2 separate regions of the Mus musculus genome follow, and region 1 is linked to region 2. Evidence: chromatin loops called from intact Hi-C (ENCODE). Cell type or tissue: left cerebral cortex. All regions are shown on one strand. Region 1 overlaps Msh3 (mutS homolog 3). Region 2 overlaps Msh3 (mutS homolog 3).

Region 1 (5,000 bases), 82 kb after region 2:
TAAAGCAAGATCTCAGAGCTGTTGGTATTGTCAGTGATGGCAAGATTTAGGAAGCGGGGAACAGGGCTTTGGGAAGGAGAGCATGAAACAAGATAATGGGTAAGAAAAGTTAGAGTTGTCCACAGGATTACTGAGACCATCTAAACTGTCAGCTGGGTTTCTTTAGAGGATGACATCAAGGATGCTAACTGAGGTTTGTGGATGCCTGCAGTAAGGGCAACTGTGGGAGGGCCCTAAAGAAACAAAAATGTGTGGATCCTGAATGGAAAAGCGCAGCAAGATACAGCCTGTGCATGACAGGAGTGTCACAGAGTGGTTGGATACAGAGTATTAGAGAGCAGTCTATGCATGACAGGAGTGTCACAGAGTGGTTGGATACAGAGTATTAGAGAGCAGTCTATGCATGACAGGAGTGTCACACAGAGTGGTTGGATACAGAGTATTAGGTTTTTAAGTCAGTGGGAGAACTGAGCTGTAAGAGAGAAGTTTGCAGGGTGTTGGGACAGTAGCAGCATTCCAAGTTGGGCCCCAGAGCAAAGACCTCTGACGTCGTCGTTTGAGCAGTCATACGTGTGTGAAGTAAGATGAAAAGCTTTGAGTTCTGTCTACTGTCATGTTCCCTATCATGCCATACAGGGTTTGATAGTAGCTTCCAATCTGTGTGTTGGGCCTGTTCAAACTGTTTCATTGAAGTGCCACAGATGGAGTGGTTATAGACAACAGAAGTTATCTTTCATGACTCTGAAGACAGAATTGAAGACAGGGTGGGTGTCTGTACCTTGTGGGAGCTGGCTTTGTACTTTTAGTGTGGCACCTTTTATTGTGTCCTCACTTGGTGGGAGAAGGGGAGGTCCCTCTCAGTCCCTGTATATTAATCACATCTTAAAGACCCTTGACACTGTCATCGTAGGATTTATAATTCCCTGAGAACAGGGGAGAGGCATAGACATTCGGACCATAGCAACCAGATGTGTATGCTATCAGTTGTCATATAAGTTAATAAATACTAATCTTAATTGTCTTTAAGGCAAAGCCTATATGAGAATAAGACCTGTGTTTTTAGTTTTCATAGCAATAGTATATAGCTTCTCTAGAGAGAGTAATATAGTTCTAATATCTAATAGCTTGGCTCGTATTTAATGGATAAATACCCGTGAAACATGTTGTGTTTCTGCTCATGCCTGTCCACAGATCCAAGGATCTTACCCTTGCCACTGCTACTTTATTTCTTTTTTCCTTATGTTTTCATTTTCTTCTTAAAAAATAATCTATTATATTTTTTAATAAGTCAAATTTGAAGAATTAAAGCAGCCTTCTAATCAAGGAGCATTTTAAAGAATCATTAACTCATGTATTTAGATCTTTACAAGGTAAGTGTAGTAGTTTTTCCTGGTTAGACAGCTTAGAATGTCCCAGAATATTCGTTTCTTTTACATATGCTTTTCCTAACTTGAGTAGGAGTTGATATAGCCTGTTGCTATGGTGAAGCGCATTCTGTTTCTCAGGGTATAAATTTATATACAGGGATGTTGTAGAGAAAGAACTTACTATGTAAGATTCTATCTAAAATGTACTCTGCCTATTAACTTATAAACTATACCCTGGCAGAAAAGTCCTCAAAGTTAGGTAGCATTGTTACTTCTGATAATTACATCATTTTGAGAATTCACCTTTCTTACATCTAAATGATGCTAGCTTTCCTGGGCTCTGTGTTAATGAAATCATTATGTTCTCATGAGCAAAGAAAGTCTTTCTGACTTTCCCTCTCTCAGTTTTAGGAATCTTTTCTGTCTCCGCTTTGTCCTCCATCTGCCTCCTCCAGTGCAGTCCTCCGTTCACTTCCCCTTGTAGCCTCTGCTAACCTGCCTCGACTCCCTCCTGCTTGCCCTCATCTGTGCATTCCAGCTGTTTGGGACTCACAGAACTGCCTTTGGGCTTGGCAGATGGTATTCCCTCCACAGAGAATGTCCTCCTTCCCCATCTCACCCATCCTGCCTCCCGCCTCGCATCATCACAAGCTCTGCTGTTTCTCCCTCTTAGATGCCTCCTGGCTTGAAGCCTTCCCTCACCAGTGCTCTGATGATAGATCCTACACCCCACACCCACTGCCCTGTGTCGCCCCTGCTTTGTACTGATGCTTGTTCTTGTTGGTGTGCTTCCCAAAGGGTTCCAGCTTGACAAGGACAGGCAGTGTACACGTCTACACTGTGTAGGTGCCATACCAGTGCCCACAGCACACCACTAATACACAGCAGGCTCCTACTCACAGTGTTACTGAGACGCCTTCAGCAGGCTCCAAATCTCACTTGAAATTTTTCTTCTTTTTCTTCTAGAAAATGTTAGTTTTTCGGAATTGGGGATTTTTCAGTTTACAGAATATTACACTGAAGAAATAGAAGAAAAATGAGATACTACAGCGTAACTCCTCTTCATACCCATGATAGACTAATTCTCAGAATGGGAAAGCCATGTCAAGGCTGTCTGAGTTGAGCCTTAGATAATTTCTTGAAACATGGGCATAGTCTAGGGCAAATGGTGCTTTTCACCCATGCTTACTGCCTGGAAAACATAGGAAATGATGCCAGTTTAACTCCACACTGGAATAAAACAAGAGAGGGAGTTGGCTCTGGCCAGGCAGATGTTGGCCCCAGGGCTGTGACTGTCCCTTAAGGGTTAAGGAGTTGGTACCTGTACTGGCTAGTTTTGTGTCAACTTGACATAGGCTGGAGTTGTCACAGAGAAAGGAGCTTCAGTTGGGGAAATGCCTCTGTGAGATCCAACTGCAAGGCATTTTCTCAATTAGTGATCAAGTGAGGAGGTCCCCTTGTGTGTGGTGCCATTTCTGGACTGGTAGTCTTGGGTTCTATAAGAGAGCAGGCTGAGCTAGCCAGTAAAGAACATCCCTCCATGGCCTCTGTATCAGCTCCTGCTTTCTGACCTGCTTGAGTTCCAGTCCTGACTTCTTTCAGTGATGAAAAGCAATGTGGAAATGTAAGCTGAATAAACCCTTTCCTCCCCAATTTGCTTCTTGGTCATGATGTTTTGTGCAGGAATAGAAACCCTGACTAAGACAGTACCTTATATCCTCATGACCTTGTAAAAAAATAAGGACACACTGCTTGGGGCAGTCATATTATGGACTGTCCTGTGACTATTTGTTTATTGACCCAAATGGCTATCTGGTGGGTGGGCTTTTGAAAGCAGTGCGAGTTCTTGTATTTTGGTTTTGAGATAAGTGATATAAATTCAACTGTGTTGCTTTAGGAAGTACTGTTGCATGGGAGAGAAAATGAGTCTAGTGTGCAAAGAGAATCTCCAGGAAGCCCCTGAACTGTGGATCTCTTTAGGTTGTGGGAAATCTACTGCCTAAGTGCCCTAGAGGCAAGTACTAGGGTCCAGGTCAAGAAGTAACCTGAGGTTCTTTAGTCCTCAGTACTGTCTATGGTGTGTAGTAGACACATATTTCTTTGTATATAAGAATGTTTGAAGCTGGTAAGAATGAGGACCAACTGCCCAGTTTCCTCTTCCCTCCCAGTACAAGTTGTTTTAGATGCCCAGTAATACTTGCTTTGGCTACAAATTAAATGTAACATTAGTTGAATCAACTGTAGTCATTGACTTTATCCCTAATTACCAAGTACAATGATAATGCCTTACCTAAAACATCTGAGTTTTAAGCTTGACTTCATTTCCTGGCTAGATTATACAAATAGGATCACTGTCGTGTGTGTGTGTGTGTGTGTGTGTGTGTGTGTGTGTGTGTGTGTGTTTTATATAGTGTGATAATTAGATAAATGAACTGAAGGATGAAAGTGAAGGAGGAAGATTAGAGATGCATTTTTAATTATATGTGTGCACATGTGTCTGTGTGTGAGTATGTGCACATGGGTGTAAGTGCTTGTGGAGGCCAGAGAGCTCACCAGCTCCACTGGAGCTGGAATGGTTGGGATGCCTGACATGGGTGCTGGGAACTCTGAAGAGCTGAAGGGACATCTAACCTGGGCCATCTCTTAGCTCCAGGGAAGTATGAATGGTACTTACTTTGTATTATAGGGCTTGTATCTTGTATCTCCTCTCTTGTTTCTGAAACACTGAGAAGGCAGTTGTTCGATACTAACTTGATTTATTAACCTCCATATATATGCATGTGTTTCTGTGTGAGTGCAGCTCTGTGTATGGGTGCTCTTAGGGGACAAAAGAGGACACCAGATCCTCTGGAGCAGAGTTGTAGGTAGCTGTGCACCACCTGATGTGGGTGCCAGGAAGTGAGCTCAGGTCCTCTGAAAGAACTGCAAACCTCTTAGCCACACAGCCATTCTCTCTCACTGATGCTGATTTCCTTTTCTTACAATCACCTGCGCTGGTGTCTGCCCTGAGGTTTCTTTTTCTTCCTGTCTCTAACCCATGGCCATCAATTGAACTCTTGTTCATTCTTCAAGACCCAAAATGTTATTTCCTACTTCACAGAGCCTTCATTACTACTTTACCCAGAAACAAGTTGTCCATGGTAGTATGTCTTTCCATCCTAAAGTTCCTTCCACATATCACATTTTCTTATGTAGGCATAGAGGGTCTGAGTGGTGATAGCAAATAAAAATTCAAATTCAGTTCTACCATTATTTTACTGTCTCCTGAGATGGGCCACCCATCACCTGGCCTTGGTTTTCTTATCTGTAAGTGAAGAGCGGGAAACCAGCCTTGCTTCTACTGTTCTACCGAATGGGAGATGGGTAGGATGCAAGGATCAGGCAGGGTTAAACCACTGCCCTGGCATCTCAGGGGTGAGCCTCACTGTCCCTCCTCACTGCTCCCTCTCTGCTCCTTATTCATCTGTCCTTAAATGTGCAGAGACTGACTGGGCTTGTGCAGAGGAAGGCTTTGTCTGTAGCTTGCCATTGATTGACATTTTCAGGGAATAAAGCACTTTAAAACTGACATTTTTCCTGCTGGCCCTCAGCTACTATAAAAATAGTTCTACCACATTCTATAAAGATGGATTT
Region 2 (5,000 bases):
ATGTGCAGTTCTACACTTAAACCCTGGCTGCTTGTAGTAAGTAATGCTGAGTCAGCTGTCACCATTCCCCACAGAGTCCTCTGGGGTCATCATGATGCCAGTTGTTTGAGGGTGTCTTCTTTCTAACTTAAAATGTAGGTGTCCCTACCTAGTGCAGCCTGGATTGCTGGTGCTTTATGGCTTTCCCCTTGGGAATGGGGTAACTGTATGATTTTTGTGCGTTTGTCCTGAGAGACTCTAGGTTGCCGACTTAGAAGAGAGGTAAGTGGGCCTGGAGAGACAGCTCACTATGTAAGAGCATGCACTGCTCTTAGAGAGAACAATTCCTAGCACCTGTTGGTGCCTTACAGCCCCTGTAAGTGCAGCTCTAGAGAATCCTATGCCTTTAGTCTCTGTGGACTCTAGTACATACGTGAGCATACTACGGCCCATAAACATACATGAACATAATTTTAAAAAGTGAACATTTTAAAAATGTGGTAAAGAGAATGAGGCAGTGATTTTTTTTTTCTAGTAAGATTCATAATTGTAAGTAATTCCAATTTGATTCAATGCTTCTACATATTTTTTAGATGATTCTTTTGTGTGTGTGTGTGTGTGTCTGTGCCTGTCTCATTGTGTGTTTCTGTCTGTCCATTTGTCTGCCTGTGTGCATGCACACAAACGTGGGTGCTTATAGAGGCTAAAAGAGGGTGTCAGATCCCTTAGAACTAGAGTTCTGGTGGTTGTGAACTACCCAGTCAGTGTAGGTGCTGGTCCTCTGCAAAAGCAGCAAGCGCTCTTAGCTGCTGAGTCAGCCATGTCTCCAGCTCCCAATTCAATGCTTTTAAATAATATTTTATGCAGAAAGAGTAAAATGGCCCATTTGAGTTTGATTTGCAGATCCCTTGCTTGCATTAATTACCATATACCTGAGGTCAGGCATGCTTTTCCAGTCTGATTTCCTTTTCATTTATGTTTAGCATTCCGAAGCTATTTAGAGGTCACACTGTACTTTTGCTACACTTGTTTCTTACTATCTTCTGCACCCTAACCATTCATCCCGTGGTTCTCCAGCTGCTGTCCTGTAAATGCAGCTGTGGTTCTAAGCATGGCCGTCCTTTGGAGTACTTACTAGCTAATAAAAATGCTGTCTCATCAGGTTTTGCTCTGTGATGCAGTAGTTTATAGAAGCTTTCTAGAGTTGATATATTTCTAGTAATTTGTATCAAGTTTGTACAACATTAGCTTAAAATCATCTATGGTAGGTCAGAGTATTGGCATTCTAGAAACTGGCAGATACCAAGTGATTCTTCTTGGCGTCTTCCTTGTTATAATAGTGATTTGTAAGCTCGTGCCTGAGGCGCTGTTGATCCTTCTAGTGGAATTGCAGCAACTGACTAGGTGTGTGAGCAGCCTAACACGGTTTCACACAGGAGGGCGTGGTCCCAAGTCAGGGTGGCAGCAGTGTTGCTTTTGAGGCTAGGAAGGAAGGGCAGTTCTCAGCTGTCTTCTTAGTGTCTCCCCATATCACTGTCCTCTGTGCTTGTGACATGTACACATTTCTGGTGTTGTTTTAAATACTGGAGTACAGCCCACTCCAATGATCTCACTGAAACAGACACCCATGTAAAGACTCCATCTTAGGTATGCTAGGCTATGGATAAGTTCATGGGGTCACAGTTTAGCCTGTAACCCATGAATGCACATCTGTACATGCATTATTCATTGTTCTATGAATTCTAGGAAACTTATTCTGAAGTTGCTCTTGGTATAATATCAGAATTAGGATTTCTGGAGAAAACCATTAGTTTGGATGAGGACTTTAGGCCCCTTGAAGTAGCCTAAAGATGGGTTTGTTAATCAGCCTCTGGACTCGAGGCATATAACCTGAGTGAAATGGCCTGGTTTTGTTTTGCTGAAAAAATGCTTTTAATGCATGGAAGACATTTTGAGAAAAATTTCCAGCTATCTGAGAATGTTTCATTGTTGTATTTCTTCATACATACGTAAAATGGAGTTTTTTAGAAAAAAAAAAAAAAGCTTTTCAAAGGCTGGCTTAGATCTTAGGGAGAAACATTTTTTTATTTGTAAATTTTTTAGTGTACTATGTCTATATATTTGTATAAGTTCTAGTTGACATTTAATATACCTCAAGTTGTGTAGATATAAAATATACTTTTTAAATATATATATAATTTTTTGAGACTGGCCCTTTGAAAACTCTGGTCCTGGCTGATTTGGAACTCACTCTGTAGACCAGACTGGCCTCAGACTCACAGAGATTCACCTGTCTCTGCCTCCAGACTGCTGGGATTAAAGGCGTGTGCCACCATAACTAGATTAGAATGTCCATCTTGAAGTCCAGTATTTTTGTTTTAAAGTGAAAGATATGCAGTTTCCTGGGTAGATACTGGAATCAAAATCTTACTCAGAAGGGTTTGGAGTTTACATTTCCATGGGAATTTAGTCATGTTAGTTTAAGACTTTAAAAAGTCTTTAGCTTTAAATTATATACAGCAGATTCAAAAGTTTTATTTGTAGTCAGCTTTAATCAGTTGTGGTTTACATGCAGTAAGCTTTGCACATTGTAAGTTTGTTTCAGTCACTGCTAGTGTAACATCCTGCAGCCATCATCCCGGGTAAAGCTCCGCCTTCTCTCCAGACTTCCTCTGCCTCTCTCTGGCTCCTCTCTTTATCTCCAACCTTCACTACAACATTGATGATATGATCACTGGGGTCAGAGAGCAGGGCAGGGCAGGCTGTTTTAGGGTTTCACACAACTGGAATCATTACAGTGTGGACTCTTTGATGTCTACTTTCTTACCTTTGCTCAAAGAAATGTGTAGTTGTGTTGAATGTATGGGAGGAAAGTTTGTTCTCTTTAATTGGTGTGCAGTTTTATTTTAGACGAATATACCAGGGTTTGTTGATTTTTCACTTGCCAAATCCTTGGGTTGTTTCCAGCTTGTGGTTATTTTCAGGAAAGCTGTTAAGACTACCCTCTGTGCTCTATCTTCTCACAGACATACTTTTTTGGATAGACCTAGGAGTGGAATTGCTAGGTTAGGTAGGTAAACATATATATTCATCCCTGTGGAAAACAAAAATATTCTTTATAGCTGGGCGTGATGGCGCACGCCTTTAATCCTAGCACTTGGGAGGCAGAGGTAGGTGGATTTCTGAGTTCGAGGCCAGCTTGGTCTACAAAGTGAGTTCCAGGACAGCCAGGGCTATACAGAGAAACCCTGTCTCGAAAAACAAAGCAAAGCAAAACAAAACAAAACAAAACAAAAAATATTCTTTATAGTAATTCCATAGTTTTGCTTCTCTGCTGCAGTGTGTGAGTACTGTAGCTTGTCTGCTGCAGTGTGTGAGCGCTGTAGCTTGTCTGCTGCAGTGTGTGGGCGCTGTAGCTTGTCTGCTGCAGTGTGTGTTGTCTGCTGCAGTGTGTGAGCACTGTAGCTTGTCTGTTGCAGTGTGTGGGCGCTGTTGCTTGTCTGTTGCAGTGTGTGGGCGCTGTAGCTTGTCTGCTGCAGTGTGTGGGCGCTGTTGCTTGTCTGTTGCAGTGTGTGGGCGCTGTAGCTTGTCTGTTGCAGTGTGTGAGTGCTGTGGCTTGTCATTCGCATCTATTGTCCCATTGTGTCTTTTCACTTTGAGTCACTGTAATGAGCAAATTGTGATTTCACATTTGGGTTTTAATTTAGTTCTCTCTGGATAGAGTGATTTCATGTATTTACTGGATGTTCATCCATGTGTCCTCTCTGTCCATTTTATCTCTTGGATTGCTTGTGTTGCGGTGTAGGAATTATTCTAGGTCAAATGTTTACCACACATGCCTGCGTACATACACATTCTCTGTCTTTGTCCCTCTCCCTTTTTCTCTCTCCCTCTCTCTCTCTCTACCTCTTCTTCTCTCTTCCTTCTCCCTCTCCCCCCTCTGATGTTTTTTCCAAGCTTTTGGCTTAGCTTTTAATTTTTCATGAACACAGAAGAACAAAAGATTTTAATATCAATATTCCCTTTAGTGAGGTCTTCTGTATCTGAGTTCTGCCTATTCTAGAAGCATGAAGACTTTTATATTTTCTTTTTGTAAAGGTTTATATAGTTCAAGTTTACGGTTTTAGCTTTAATAGGCATTTTGATTGTGATGGTCTGAGCTGGGTTGTTAAGGCTCACTTTTCTCCTTAGTTTGCCAGCTGTTTCGATACTGTACGTAGAGAAGATGGTTCACACACATTCAGTTATAGGTGCCAAGGTTTTAGTTTAAACTTGACTTTGAAAAGGGAGCTAGGATTTTATAGTCTCATAGTGAACATTATAGATTTCGATGTTTTAGGATATCAGTTAAAAGAATCTTAGATGTATTTTTTGTTTTGTTTATTTCATATTTAAAAGAAAGTAAATGGTGAGATGAGAACTCCAAAACCTCAAGAGCGTGTGTGTGTGTGAGTGTGTGAGTGTGTGTGTGTGTGTGTTTCTCTTTTTTTCTTGGGGGGGTGGTTCACGGTGGCAGTGTAGACCAGTGTGATTGTGTCTGTTAGGTCTCAAACAGAGGACAAGTTTCAGTCAGTACCCGTGGCTCTTCCTGGTCCTTCCCACCGTGCCCCCAACCCTCCCTCCCGGATGGCTGATCCCTGTCTGACTCAGCAGTTTTGGCTACACTGTTTTCTTGGTCAACAACTTCTTTCTTGCTCTCCCTCCCACTCACATGGTCCAGTTTAGTCTGTGGCTATGTTCAGCCTGGACTCTCCCGTCTGCCTGCTTTCCCCCTTTCATATCCAATAAAACTCTTCTCTGTACTGTAGAGTAGTCACATTCTCCTCTTGTTATTTCAGTTTCTATTTTAGCCCCTACCCCTTCTCTGCCCAGCAGAAGGCTCCAGTTTCTATTTAAAAACAAAACAAAAACAAAAACAAAACAACAAAAAAACCCTAAAAACAAAAATGACATTTTTGAACACGTTACTGACCAAAGCCTCAGTTGAGGATGAGTTTGTTGACTTCTATGTAAAAAGCTTG

Evidence for each region. A loop is a pair of places that touch in the nucleus more often than their neighbours do. Peaks named below come from ENCODE experiments on the same cell type or tissue, not always from the same donor. Only the 100,000 strongest peaks of a DNase experiment are listed, where the experiment ranks them.
Region 1: a loop joins it to region 2, with 2.5 times the contacts of the local background. A loop is called at or near these places in 2 of 42 quality-filtered maps.

What each region holds. Positions count from the first base shown.
Region 1 is chr13:92,244,234-92,249,233 of GRCm38, reverse strand. All of the region lies in intron 19 of Msh3 (mutS homolog 3), which reads left to right. Among named protein-coding and RNA genes, the nearest start is that of Dhfr, 110 kb to the left of the region's middle. In left cerebral cortex, no CTCF peak of the experiment used is centred here; DNase peaks (open chromatin) are centred at 1,499 and 2,080; H3K27ac peaks cover 2,014 bases.
Region 2 is chr13:92,325,865-92,330,864 of GRCm38, reverse strand. The region is part of intron 8 of Msh3 (mutS homolog 3); the gene reads left to right. Among named protein-coding and RNA genes, the nearest start is that of Dhfr, 26 kb to the left of the region's middle. In left cerebral cortex, no CTCF peak of the experiment used is centred here; a DNase peak (open chromatin) is centred at 2,966.